2 separate regions of the Homo sapiens genome follow, and region 1 is linked to region 2. Evidence: chromatin loops called from intact Hi-C (ENCODE). Cell type or tissue: PC-3. All regions are shown on one strand. Each heading gives the region's core, and the rest is flanking DNA. Links, peaks and the distances in the headings are about the cores only.

What was found. A loop is a pair of places that touch in the nucleus more often than their neighbours do. Peaks named below come from ENCODE experiments on the same cell type or tissue, not always from the same donor. Only the 100,000 strongest peaks of a DNase experiment are listed, where the experiment ranks them.
Region 1: a loop joins it to region 2, with 5 times the contacts of the local background. A loop is called at or near these places in 1 of 110 quality-filtered maps.

What each region holds. Positions count from the first base shown.
Region 1 is chr5:35,738,525-35,746,096 of GRCh38, forward strand. It overlaps SPEF2 (sperm flagellar 2), which reads left to right. Exons shown (of 37, transcript NM_024867.4): 22 at 1,395-1,522; 23 at 1,605-1,743. Among named protein-coding and RNA genes, the nearest start is that of IL7R, 110 kb to the right of the region's middle. In PC-3, for the core only: no CTCF peak of the experiment used is centred there; no DNase peak of the experiment used is centred there; H3K4me3 peaks cover 748 bases; H3K27ac peaks cover 1,843 bases.
Region 2 is chr5:35,605,357-35,612,928 of GRCh38, forward strand. No RefSeq gene overlaps it. Among named protein-coding and RNA genes, the nearest start is that of SPEF2, 8.7 kb to the right of the region's middle. In PC-3, for the core only: no CTCF peak of the experiment used is centred there; a DNase peak (open chromatin) is centred at 3,925; H3K4me3 peaks cover 310 bases; H3K27ac peaks cover 1,807 bases.

The sequences.
Region 1 (7,572 bases), core at 1,707-6,706, 130 kb after region 2:
CAGACAAGAGCAAAGCTTTCAACAGAAATTGTTAACAAGTTTTGACAAACTTGTTAACAATTTCTATTGAAAGCTTTGCTCTTGTCTGCCGCTAATCTGGGCACAATGGTTTTGACATCCATCTAGGGGAAAGTTTGCTCAACTTTAATTTTTAGTCAGAGTTGTGCAAGCTGAACCAATTGAGATGTCTGTGGGGTTGGCTATTGTTCTGCTGTTAATCATTGGTCCTCTTCAGTGAGGGCACAAAAAGTTAATTTTTTCTTTGAAAATGGATATGGATTGGTCTACTGCTGCAGGCTTCATCTTCAACATTATCTCGTCTCTTCTTAAGATCAGTTAGTAAACTGCTAATTTCTTTGGAACATTGTGCCCATAAACTTTTTGTAAAGCATCAATGATTTCACCATTCTTCCTCCCAAGCTTTACCAGCAATTTGATGTTTGTTCTTGTTTCAATTTTTGCAGAATTCATGTTGCTCAGATAGAGGCTCTTTTCAAACTGATACCTCGTCTTTCTCAGTGTCTAAAACTACATCGTCTTCAGATGTGTTCAAACATGTTATAAAAACTATGCATTAATTTTGAAATTTTGAATTTTGAATTTCAAAATTCATGCATAGTTTTTTCATAATATGTATTTTTCATAAACTTTTTGAAGAGTCTTCTTATAATGGTAAACAAGACAGTTTCTGTGTTTATGGGACTGCCATTCTAGAGATGAGTATAGACAAGTAAATGATGATGTTACAATTAACGTCATCAGTGTTATGATGGGAAAAGTACAGGATGCTAAGGGAGAACCTCAGAACCTCAGTGGATGACCTTGCAGACTTGTTGTATCTGGGTAGGATTTCTGGAATAAACAGTTATTTTTTTTAGATGGAATTTTGCTGTTGTTGCCCAGGCTGGAGTGCAACAGCATGATCCTGGCTCAGTGCAAGCTCCGCCTCCCAGGTTCAAGCAATTCTCCTGCCTCTGCCTCCCAAGTAGCTGGGATTGGCACATGCCACCACACCTGGCTAATTTTTTGTATTTTTAGTAGAGACAGGCTTTCTTGATGTTGGCTAGGCTGGTCTAGAACTCCTGACCTTAGGTGATCTGCCCACCTTGGCCTCCCAAAGTGCTGGGATTACAGGCATGAGCCACCACCACGACCGCCCGCCCCCAATTTCTGGAATAAATAATATCTGGGCTGAGACATGGAGGATTATTTGGAATATGAATTTGCTGGAGTGGGAGGCGTGTGAGAGAAGAGGAGCAAGAAGTCTCACAGGGAATGCTTTATGTAGTTGCAGTTGCATCTTGACCTTTTTGCTTGGGACTGTTCTTTTGACACTATTATTCAGAAGAACTTTCATTTTGAAGTAACAGTTTCTACACTTTACCATTTAACAGGAAATGCCTTTGTTTTTAGTACCTTACTGGGAACTAATAGAAAATTCCTATATAAACACCATCAAAACAGTACTCAGGCATCTGAGGGAAGACCAGCATACTGTGCTTGCTTACTTATATGAGATTAGGTAAGTAATGTTTCCAAAGTCAGAATTTTACAGTTTAGAGGCATGACATATAAAATTTATCTCATTCTATTAATGTCTACAGAACAAGTTTCCAGGAGTTTCTAAAGCGTCCGGATCACAAGCAAGATTTTGTAGCTCAATGGCAGGCTGATTTCAACTCCCTTCCTGATGACCTGTGGGATGATGAGGAAACAAAGGCTGAACTACATCAACGAGTGAATGTAAGGAAATAGTGACCTATTGGGACAGGGTTAGCTGGCTTTCATATCTTGTCCTGCAAAACCCCAACTCATTTGCTCCTTACTTTTGTGAAGTATGAGGATGAGAAAGAAAATGGTTTGAACTATTAACCAGGTAACTTTCAAGAGCAGTGGCTTTTCCGCACTTTGAGTTTAGAATGAGAATACCATAGCAACACTTCTGGAAAGAGGGGCCAAAGTCCGCACTGCGAGAACATTCTGGGCATCTGTCTTGTAGATTTCTAGTCCCTTAGTCTCTTTGTGGGTCAATGTAACTGTGCTTATGCCTGATGTTAATCACATTCCTTTCTTGAGCACAGTTACACATTTTGTTGATAGCAAGGAGAAGAGGAATGAGGGAATGACATGGAAAACCTAGAATTACCTCTATTGAATAGATCTCTTAAGGGCTGGTACTAAATACTACACATCTTTGTATCTCCAGCAAGCACAATTCCTGGTAGTGCCCCAGCAAGCACAATAACAAGCAGATTTTCATAAAGTCATGAGTGAATTATATTACCCTGATGCTTTAGAAAGGGGCCTCTGATGTACAAAAAGCCTGATTTCATTCTCTTGCCCTTCATCTTTCATTTTAAATTGACACACCCCCCCTTATCCCATCAGAGGGATACCTTGCCACTACCTTAAGTATAGATTACTAACAGTCAAAACTGATTATAACCTAAATATTGATTTATGTAATTAAAACATTGCCAATCTCAAACCCATGCCCCATTCATTTGGTCAATAAATACTTATTGAGCATCTATTATGGTCCTAGCACCATTAAAGAGGCTAGGGATTCAGCAGTGAACAAAATAAATCTGTGACCACAGAGTGTTTGTATCCTTGTGTCCAGGAGACACAGAATAAGCAATAAACAAATAAGCATATAGTGAATGTGTCCTTAGTCATAAGAGCTATGTAGAGAGCAAGAAAGCAAAGCAAGGGGAAAAGAACGTTGGATGTACCATTTTGTAAACAGTGGCTGTGGAAAATCTCACTGAGAAGGCGACATTTGAACAGACTGACAACAGAAGTGATTGGGTAAGCCATGTAAATATTTGGAGAAAGGGTGTATGAAGCACATATGAAAGCAAGAGCGATGGCACTGAAGGGGGAGGACACTTGGTGTGTTTGAAGAACAGCAAGGAGGCTGGTATGTCTGGAGCAGAGTGAGCTAGGCAACAGTTGGCTGATGATATGGTCAGAGAGATTGTTGGGTAACCAGATTACCTAAGTCCTTGGAGGTTATTATGAGAATATAGCTATTGATCTGAGTGAGACAGGAAGCATTGCTATCTGGTTTTAAAAGAGTCTGCAGTAGAGTAAAAACAGCAGGAAGACACGTTGGAACCAGATGGGAAACTTTTGCAATAGAAGCAAGGCGTCATTGTGGCTTGGGTGATAGGGTGGTTGCTGAAGGGTTTAACCCAATAGGTATTCAAATGTCCTGGTAAAATTGAAGTATTTTGCCTATTCTTTGACACTCCTCAAAGAGTAATTCATATCTATATAAACCCTACAACTTTTTTTCTGTTTTCTTTTTCCTACCTATTCATAAAGCCAGCCTTCCTGTATACTTCTTCCTCCATGTTAGTCAGGTGATTGTTGGCAGAGAATGAGAGGATTTGGAAATTTAAAATATCTTATTTGGGATTTCCTTTTTCCTAATTCCAAATGCGACATATGTTTATTGTAGATAAATTAGATAATAAGAAGCAAAATTTAAAATGACAAATCCCTAATAGTCAATGGTGGTTGTTTTTACAAAAATTTGATAGCAAAATATGTATTGTTTTGTAACATTCTTTTTAAGTCAATAGAACATGTTTTCTTTTTCAATAAACATTCATCTACAACATCATTTTTATGACTAAAGGATATGACTAGTGGACTATATCATTTATTTTACAGATTTCTATGTTTAGTCACCAGCTTATTAACAGTTTCTTGAGCACCAACATTTTATTACAGAGAATTTTACAGTAAAATTTCATCCAGCTAACTGTTGACCACATCCTTAATTATTTCTATGGGCAAACTTTTTTAAGTGAAACTTGTTTAAGATTATGCTTATTTTTAAGGTTTTTAAAATATACTAAAAATTTACAAATTTGAAAACTTTACACAGTAAGAACTTGTAAATTTTACTCAACTAACAGATTATGCAAATATCAGATTTGTATATTTTAAATTATACAAATATTTTAAATCTAAATTATTAGATTTATATCAAATATTAGATTCTTTTTTGTTAATCTTTGCCAATTTAATGGGTAAAAATATGAATATATTCCTATAATTTACATTTTTTCCTCAATTTACAATGGAAGTTGACCATTTTCTCCTAAGTTTAATGGTCATTTATTTTCCACCTCCTGAAACCTGTTTGTGATTTCTGCCCCTTTTTCTGCTGGAGCATGCTCTGTTCCTTACTGACTTCTAAGATCTTTGTATATGTTAAGGAAACAAGCCATCTGTTGATCATATAGTATATATATATTCCCAGTTTGATGTTTGAGATGAGTTTTAATATGCAGAAGGTTTTTAATGTTTATATTGATAAATAAGGAAATTTCCTTTATAGCTTTTTTTGTGATCAATTAAAAAATACTTCACCCCAAGATTATATAGAAATGTAACACAATTTTAAATAATTTTATAGTTCTTTATTTTACTTTTAAATATTTAAAGTATTATGTTACTTCAATAGGAATCTCATTTTATTTTTTTCAGAAAGTTAATCCAATGATGTGAGAAGACTCTAAAATATATTAACATAGACTTACATATAATATATACATATATATTATATGTGGATATTTAGCTACGTGGTTAGATATGGTGGACACACTCCCTTTTATTTTTCTTCACTTATTATTAGGCATGGAAGAATAGAAATAAATATAACTTCAAAAAGAAGTTAGAAAATAAAGCTGAGGAAAGGAGAAAGGAATTAATGAGGATAATTCTTAAAAACTTGGAATTAAATTTAAAATTTGGAAATAAAACATATTAAACTTAAAATTCAATCCAGGCAATAAAGGCAGAGAAACCTCTAGAAAGAATAGTCAAGGGAAGAAAAATAAACTTTGAGTAGAAATTTGGATATTAGAAAATATCCATGGATACTAGAAAACAACATACAAAATTTCTACTTGGAAGGTTCAGTAAGTTTTGGCCAAATCCACCTTATCAAAGATATGATAACATTTTTAGCAGTGGATCTTCAGCAACAGTATACAGTAGAGAAACTTCTGAAGTTAAGTTAAAAAAATAAATAAACCTGCCTTTGCTTCATGCCCTATGACCAAACTCATTAGATTTAGTATAAATCCTTGTATCACATTTATTTTTAAAAGGGTACAGGTAATTCTGATTGAAATAACCACTCTATTCCTTTTTTTTTTAACATTTTTATAGCTAGATGATCTTGTAAAAACTGGTGAAAGTAAGTGAAAAACTCCTGTGACTATTACATTTCTATCCATTTTCCTTGCTACAGTTTTTGATTTTCATCAGTTTTAAGGCAGCAACAGTAATAGCTAAATGCTGAGCATGCACTATGTTCTGGCACTGTCTTTTTCATCCCCACAACCACCCTCTGAGGCAGGCACTAGTAATACTCCCATTTTATAGATGAACAAATATGGTAAAGAAGCCAACATAGTAAGCAGTAGTGGGATTCTGTGCCCAAGTTGCCCTGTTCCTCATTATGGTATAAAATCTTTGCATCCTAAGTGCTTTTTGTCTTAAATTTGACTTCTACCTGATATCAATACCATAAACCTTGCTTTATTTTTAATTTGTATGTGGTCATATAAGTTTCCACACTGACCTTTTTGTGTCGTTTTGTTTTATGTATCTCTAGTAAGCACCACATAAGTTGAATGTGGGTTTTTACCCAGTGGAAAGTCTTTACAACTTTTGTAAGAATAGACATTTATAATGATTTAGTCTGCATGATCTTCTCAATTAATAGTTATGAATCTCTCTTAAATACGTCTCTGATTTTTCAGGAATACTTAGTAGTTCCCTAATTCTTGCTAAATAAAGTGTGAAAACCAGCAATGTCTCTGGGCAAGTGCATAACAAAACCTCATTGCTTTAATCCCTTTTTATCCCTGGTAATATTCCTTGTTCTTCAATTATTTCATTCCAATCCTATGAAGTTAATAGAGAGCTTCTGCTGTTGCATTGTTCTCATTTTGTCCATTACAAAACTGAGCCACAGACATGATGTTACTTGCAAAGGTTTCACACTGAGTCCGTGGGAGAAAAAGAACTAGAATCAAGGTCTCCAGAGCCCTGCTTTTGTGCTTTTTCCTCTGCTGTGTCCTCTCCTTTCTTTAAAAAATATATAAAGAGGAGAATCGCATGAACCCAGGAGGTGGAGGCCTCAGTGAGCCAAGATCACGCCACAGCACACTCCAGCCTGGGGGACAGAGGGAGACTCTGTCTAAAAAACAAACAAACAAACAAAAAAACTGGATCATCATGGCAGACAGGAGGCAGGACTAGATTGCAGCTCTGGACAGAGCAGTGTGTGGAGGCTTGCACTGTGAATTTTAGCTCCAGATCAACTGCAAGAACAAACCAGCAATCCCGAGAGGACTCACAGACCCTCTGAAGGAGGCTGACTGCTCCTGCGGGACCTGGGAGACACCCCAAATACTATGAGTGCCCTAGTGCGGCAGTGGGAAAGGGAGACCCTCCTCTCCTGAACACACCCCCACTGGAGAAACTGAAAGTCTGTTTCAGTTTCTAACTGATATATTCTAACTAACAGAAGAAGTTTCTAACCTTACCTGGAGCTGAGTCAATTTAGAGAGCTGAGCGAAATACAGGGGTAGAGGAAGTAGCAGAAAGGCACTGGGAGCTCGCTGGGTGCCCAAGCAGCCCATTCCTGCTGGGCATCACAGGGTTCCATTGGGAGGGTGGCCAGAGGAGCAGGGGGTAAAACTCCACAGGGAGAAGAAAATCTCTAGCTGAACCTTGTAACAATTTGAACTGGGCAAGAAGCCTCCCGGCCAGAGCTCGGGGGAGGGTGCACATCCGGTGTGCAGACTCCTCAGGTAGGGGAAGACCCAAGCCCTTTTCTTTCACAGCTCGGAGGTGGGTATCCTTGAACAAGTTCTCAAGCCCATCTCACCCACTGCCTGGAAACAGACTCGGGGCTGTTGGCAGAGGCCCGGTGGGAGTGAGACCGGCCCTTAGGTTTGCATGGGAGCTGCGTGAGGCTGTGACTGCCAGCTTTCCCCCACTTCCCTGCCTCAGCACCTACATGACTCAGCAGAGGCAGCCACAATCCTCCTAGGTGCATAACTCCAGTGACCTGGGAATCTCACCCCCAACCCCGACAGCAGCTGCAGCAAAACCCACCCAAGGAGAATCTGAGCTCAGACATGCTTAGCTCTGCCACACCTGATGGTCCTTTCCTACCCACCCTGGTAGTGGAAGACAAAGGGCATATAATCTTGGGAGTTCTAGGGCCCAGCCCACCGCTGGTCCCTCTCCACGCTACTACAGCTGATGCTCTCTGGAAAGCACCACCTCCTGGCAGGATGCCAACCAGCACAAAAATAGACCATTAAACCATCAAGGCTAAGAACTGTCATGGAGTCCATTGCACTCCCTCACCACCTCCACCAGAACAGGCACTGGTATCCATGGCTGGGAGACCCATAGACAATTCACATCACAGGACTCTGTGCAGACAACCCCCAGTACCAACCCGGAGCAGGGTAGACTTACTGGGTGGCTAAACCCAGAAGACAGACAACAATCACTGCAGTTTGGCTCACA
Region 2 (7,572 bases), core at 828-5,827:
AGTATATATACACCATGGGATACTATTCAGCCATAAAAAAGAACAAAATAATGTCATTTGCAGAAATCTGAATGGAGTTGGAGACTATTATTCTAAGTGAAGTAACTCAGGAATGAAAAACCAAATATCGTACATTCTCACTTATAAGTGGGAGCTAAGCTATGAGGATGCAAAGGCATAAGAATGATATAATGGACCTTGGGGACGCAGGGAGAAGGGTGGAAGGGGGTGACAGACAAAAGACTACACATTGGGTACAGTGTACACTGCTCATGTGACAGGTCCACCAAAATCTCAGAAATCACCACTAAATAACTTGCCCATGTAACCAAAACCACCTGTTCCCTAAAAATTATTGAAATAAAATAATATAACCAAATTATTATTAATTATAATTTATATAATTTTAATTTCCCTTTAGTTCTGCCAGTTTTTGCTTCTGTTACAAGGTATATGGCAATAGGATTATAATGTATTCTTGATCAATTATTTTTATAATTTTATGAAGTGCTTCTCTTTAGTAATTCCTGTTTGAAAGTCTACTTTATCAGAAATATTATTACTTCAGCTTTGAATGATGTTGCTATAAATGATACTTTACTATGAACAATGCTATAAATATTTGGCTATAATGTTTACATTATATATATTTTCTGTAATTTTATTTTTAATTATATGTGTCTTTATATTTAAACTACATTTCTTTTAAAAATATGTAGTTGGGCATTGATTTTCTTAAAGTTTAATTTGGTAATCTATGCATTTTAATTAGAGTTTTTAATTTATATACAATAGATTCATTGCTCTAGTTAGGTTTAATCTATAATATGCTACTTATTTTATAATTGTCTCATTTTTTTCCTTGTGTATTGTTTTTCTTATTTTATTTTTTTCCTTTCCTGCATTCTGTTGGCTTGAGTATTTGCTTAGTTTCCCATAATTTTCTTCATCAGCTTTAGCTATATCATTGATATGATTTGGCTATGTCTCCACCCAAATCTCATCTTTAATTGTAGCTCCCATAATTCCCATGTGTTGTGGGAGGGACTCAGTGGGAAATTATTGAATCATGGGGTCAGTTTCCTCCATACCGTTCTCATGGTAGTGAATAAGTCTCAGGAGATCTGGTGGTTTTATAAAAGGAAACCCCTTTTGCTTGGCTCTCATTCTCTCTTGTCCACTGCCATGTAAAACATGCTTCTTTCATATTAGCCTATATACTACCTATTTGTAGTGTTCTTTCTTTTATGTTGATATGAGTTTCTATTTGGTATCACTTTCCTTCAGCTTGAAGAGTTTACCACCTTTACAATGCATATATCAAATTTCCTCAGCCTTTGTTATCTGAAAATGTCTTTATTTTGCCTTAATTGTTGAGGGATCATTTTTGCTGGGTATGAAATTATAGGATTAATTTATTCTTCTTCAATATTTTAAAGCTACTATCTCCTGGCCTGCATTGTTCTTTATCATATCAGTTGTCATTCTTCTCATTGCTCTCACAATGTCTTTTTTCCTCTGTGTACTTTTAAGTCTTTCTCTTCACTTTTCTGCAATCTTAATCTTTCAACTGGTCTATTTTTATGCAATTTAACAACTTGACATTTGACAGTGTGCCTATTTGAAGTTTTATTGTGTGCTTTTCCTGTTTGGATTTTATCAAGTTTTTGGTTTTTTAATATATATTTTCCATCATATTTAGAAAATACTTGGCTATTATGTGTTTAAATTTTTTTCTGCTTCAATCTCTTCTTTTTCTTCTTCTGGGCCTTTAATTACACATTCGACCATTTGTTATTGTTCCACAGGTCACTGAAGTTCTATTTATTATTTTTAGACTGCCTACTCTTTGTGCTTTAGTTTAGATAGTTACTGTTGTCTTTCTACAAGTTCATTTACCTTTTCTTCTGAATCTCTAATCCGCTGTTAGGTCCATTCATTGAATTTTACATTTCAGATGAAAGATTTGTCAGATGTAGACCTTCCATCTTTTTAAAAATAGCTTCCATTGCACTATTACATTTCACAGCTGTTCATACATTACAACTATATCTTAATTTTCATCTTAAAAATATTTATAATATTTTTATAGTGCTTATTGTCTTTGTCTGCTAATTTTAACACCCATGTCATCCCTGAGTCTATTTCTTTTGACCATTTTTCCCCCTGGTTATGATTCATATGTTCTTTCTTCTTGATTTTATGTCTGACATTATGAGTGCTACATTGTTAAGAGTCTAAAATTTTTTGTTTTCTTTTAAATTTTGATTTTTCTTCTGGCAGGAAATTAATTTATTGGATAATCAGCTTTATCTCACTAGAGTTTTAAAAATTTTATTTTAGGATTTGTTAGCCTTTACACTATGATTAAAGTACCTTTATAATAAAAAGAAAGAAAAAAACCTTTTTCTTTCTGGGTCTTTACCCAAATACTCTGAGTGTTCAATGAAGTTTCTTCACTTAGTCTGATTGAAATTCCAGTGATTCCTAGCATTATACGGCATACAGCATCTCAATAAGCTTCCTATTCTCCTGTGCATGGGCAGCTTTGTATTTGGTTAAAGACTCAAGGAGACTCCAAGCTAATTTCTAGAGCTCCTTCTCATCATAACTTCCTCTTCTGCATTATCTTACCTCCCAAATTCTACATTCCTCTTCTCCATTATGTTACCCTCAGAATTCCAGAAGCCTTACATTCCAATCTTTGCTTCCTCCACCCAGAAAGATCTTTGCTCTCTGCTTGGTGTCTACTTCTTTAAGCCACAGTCAAAAAACTTCCCCAGGAAGAAAGCTGACATATTTGTGCACTATTTGTAGTTGCTTTACATATTTTTTCTGTTTTATAGTTAATAATGGTAGGATGGGAAGTCTAATATACCTTATTTCATCATGGCATAACTGAAAGTAGAACATGAAAAAAAGCAGGTTCTGGTTGGGCACGGTCACTCACATCTGTAATCCCAGCACTTTGGGAGGCCAAGGCTGGTGAATCATCTGAGGTCAGGAGTTCGAGACCAGCCTGGACAACATGGTGACACCCCATGTTTACTAAAAATACAAAAATTAGCCAGGCATGCTGACAGGCACCTGTAATCCCAACTACTTGGGAGGCTGAGGCAGGAGAATGGCTTGAACCCAGGAGGCAGAGGTTGCAGTGACCAGAGATCATGCCACTGCACTCCAGCCTGGGTGACAAAGCAAGACTCCGTCTCAAAAACAATAAAAAAGAATAAAAGCAGTCAGTTTCCATGGTCACATGTCTTTTTGTGATCCTCATTGTTCTAAGTACAAAGGACTGGAATCAACCAATAACACACACACACAAACAAGAAATTGTGCAACATAATACATAGATGTTAAAGTGAGTGGTGTGTGTTAAAAGTCCTGTTGGTATGCACAGATTCATGCTGTATCATTTACTGAGTGAGCATTTGGACAGGCACTGTTCTAGGTTCTGGGTATGTGAAAATGAAAAGTCATCCATGTATTCAGATGTCTTTTTTGCAGAGGGAGGACGAAAGACAGGTGTTCAGATGGGAAAGTTGGGACCTGAGAAAGGAATGTGAACAGGATGTGTAAATGAGTTTGTGGTTTATAGTTAAGGTTGAATTGAGGCTAGATCATGGATTACTTTCAATGGGGTCTTTATCCTCCAACAGTGGGTTGCAAATTTTACTGACGATGACCCACAGGAAAAAAATACTTTTCCCCACATGCAAACCACATACACACATCCACCCTTTAATCACACACACACACACACACACACACAAATATGTACAAACATAACTAAGGCAAACATGTTTCCAAAAAACCACATATGCATTTACCCTTGCTATCTGAAATGCCCTTTGATATTTTTTACTTAATTTCATTCTACATTGCTTCATTTGTGAAGGATTCCGGCATGACTCACTGAAGGAATTACATTAACTTTTACGAGGCTAAGCCCCACAGTAGGTAAACGCTGCTCCAGTGGAGTTCATGGAAGTATCTGGGTAAGGACTAGCGCAGGGCTTTAGGAATATAAACTGGAACCATTGCACAGGACATACTAGAGGGGAAAGTGTGATATTATAATTTACATATATTGGTTTTCATTCACAGTTCCTGGCTTGTAACTCCACAGCCCTTGTTAAAGTGAATAGAATCCCTCCCTCTCTTACCTTCTCCTCCTCTCCTTTCACCTGCCCAAGGCAGGACTCTAATCTGACTATGGGTCATAAGACTCTCATACCATGGAGGAAGGAATGCTGCACAGAGAGGCCAAAAAGAATCTGGACAGGCCCTTCTGAGTTTAAATCATACTCTTTTTGTTCAATCACATTTCTACAGAGTTGCCAATCATGCCTATCCAATGGCATAAAAGGCCCAAGAGGACAGGGTTAGGAGAGTTCCCATAAAGCTAAACATGTAGAGTTTCCTGGATGGTGGCGTACCTGTGGAGGGCATGGAAGCTCTGCACCCCTTCTCATATGCCTTGCCCTACTCAACTCTTCATCTGTATCCTTTTTAATATAATACCTTTTATAATAAACCAGTAAACCTAAGTAAACGTTCTCTGAGCCACTCTAGCAAATTAATCAAGCCCAAAGAGGGAGGCCATGAGAAGCCCAGCTTGAAACTGCTCAGTCTGAAGTTCCAGAGGCTTAGACTCAGTACTGGTATCTGAAGGGGAGGCATTCTTGTGGGGATGAGCGCTCAACCTGTGAGATCTAAGGCTATCTCCAGGAAGACACCACCAAAATTGAAGTGAATTAGAGGACACCCAGCTGCTGTCCACTGCTTGGTATGTGGAGAAAACCCCCCAAACATTTGGTCATGGAAATCTTGTGTTGATTGTTGCATTGGTGTAAAAAATGTTATAATAATTAATAATAATAATTAATTTTTAAAAGAATTAGGTATATTTTTAATGAATTGCATTTTATTATAAAGCATACATTTCCAATCCAACTTGTGGTCTCAAAATAACTATAATTTCTACTTGAGTATTTACAAAAAAGAAATAAAGATTTATAATTAAAATGACAGGTGATGCTTTAAAAAAGAAAGCTTTTAGTTTTATGATTGCTGTGGTAGTTACAATCAGGTGAAGGGGCCAAATATTCTAAAATATTTTATTAAAAAACACAAGAAAGCCATCTCAGGAAGAGAAAGAAAACTGTCAGTTTCTTTAATCTCTTCCAGCTGATTCCTTATGGGAGAACGAACATATCATTGAATAATTCTAAATATTAACATGGGCAGTGCTAGAAACCTTGTCCACAGCTGAGAGTTTAATGGGCACACAGTAGGTTTAATCTTAAACTTGGCTGGGTGTGGTGGGTCACGCCTGTAACCCCAACACTTTGGGAGGCCAAGGGGGGCAGACATGAGGTCAAGAGATCAAGACCATCCTGGCCAACATGGTGAAACCCCATCTCAACTAAAAATACAAAAATTAGCTGGGCGTGGTGGCACGTGCCTGTAGTCCCAGCTACTCAGGAGGCTGAGGCAGGAGAATCACTTGAACCTTGGAGGCAGAGGTTGCAGGGAGCTGAGATCGCACCATTGCACTCCAGCCTGGTGACAAAGCAAGATTCCGTCTCAAAAATAAATAAATAAATAAAATAGCAATTTCAAGTTAATAAGAATTTACATAGTAAAATGCATGTATTTCAGTGATAGCACATTTTTATTGATATTTTAATGTCAGATCATTTTCAAGTTGGATGTTTTGTGAACTGAAATGAGTATCATGCATTTTTTGTAAAATGAATGACTTTGCCTTTTATCTTTTTGTAAAGTATCTGCATCTTCATTTATCCAAATGCTGTATAGACACTCTTTTTCCAAAATACCATATGGGCAGACTATGTTGTTCCAAGCTGGATACCAAAGATGAATAGCACAAATAGCTTTTGATACAAACAACAAACAACAACTAAACAATTCCTATAGATAGGCACAGAAGTATTTCACTTGATGTGATAATTATAGCCCACACATATCTACCAGTGTTTATGAGCTCAGTCATTCTCTACCAATGCTGCTGTGAAGTTTGGTGCTCTATTGTCTATGCCCTTCCCAAAGAGCAATCTTCTCAGCAACCTAGATATCATGAACTTCAATCCCCCAGGTCCTACTGACTAATAGTAGAGCTGGGAACCTCTTATTAAATTAGCTCTGGTCATCAATTTAAACATACTACTAGGATGACAATAAGCAGAACTGCCTCAGAGGCCACCGCATGGTATGTATCCACCCCTTAGAAGCATGCTCAGGGATTCAGTGCTTCCAGTAGACACAGCTGCAGGACATATATTCTCCAAGCTATAGGGGCTTTGTAGAATCTTATAATCTTCCTAATTTGAATAACTCTAGAGTGAAACACATTGAATATATCAGGCTCCAATTTTGTTGGCAATAAAGCTCTCTCAGAATTCCAACTGTAGCCTTGCCTGCTGTATTGGGTTGATTAGGCCGTTTTGCCTCAACCAAAATAATCCATGTTTTTCCATAAGTTGTTAAGATAATCACTCTGAATAAGATCATATCCTGCTTGGACTTCCCACTTCCTGAGATATTGTTACCAAATACAATTAGTTAGTTCTGTAAAATGGATATAGGAAGGCAGACAGCTCTCTGGAGAAGAAACTTGAGTTTACTAAAAGAACATATTTGAAACAGAACCATCAAACCAAAATGACAATGTGTACACATTAGAGATACCAAGGAAACTCATGTGATGGGATGTTTAGAAGTAAAGCCAAGAATGAAATGGCACTAAGTACTTAGTAATGGTACTAAGTTTTTATTCAACGGGAAACCGAGATTAACTTCCGATCAATCTCAAGAGAGATTGGTCTAGTTGGACATTAGTGTTATTGTGCTGATGGTTGAAAAGAATCATAATTCGGTGTATCCAGGTCCCATTGCAGGAATTTTCTTGTATTTACAACATACAATTACTTCTATATTATTGTACATATAAAATAATGCATAGATTTTATATATATATATACTTTTTTCTGCTATTCCATCTAAACCTTTAGAAATTGTTAAACAAAAAATTTTCTGATACTTGTTAAAGAGGGTAAGAAAGACTTTATTCAAGGGACCACTGCAGTGGGGTTTTACAATAGGGGAGAAAAATCAAGCTCAACTCCAAATACAAAGAAAAGTGGGGATTTATAGCCAAAGAGCAGGGTGGTGATCAGTGGATAAAAAATTACTAAGAGGAAACATCAGGATCAGGGGGATTCTAGCTAGACTGACTTGACAGGATTCTTCTTGCTGAAGGCAGGCCAGAGTGATAAGTCCTGGGAATGGTGGGAGATTAGAATCTGATCAGATATCCAGGGTTGGGGATTTTCGCTGAATGAACCCAGCCACATTTTTGCTAAAACTGAATTCAGCATGCCAAGGATGAGTTTTTGTCAAAATACAATTTGGAAATAACTATTTGAAAGGTAAAACTGACTAGAAAAGTAGTTTAATAAAATTTCACCTCTCAAAACAATATAGAGATGTTAATAATCCTAATTGTTAGTTCTGCCACCATTGCCAATAAAAATTATTGAATGCTAG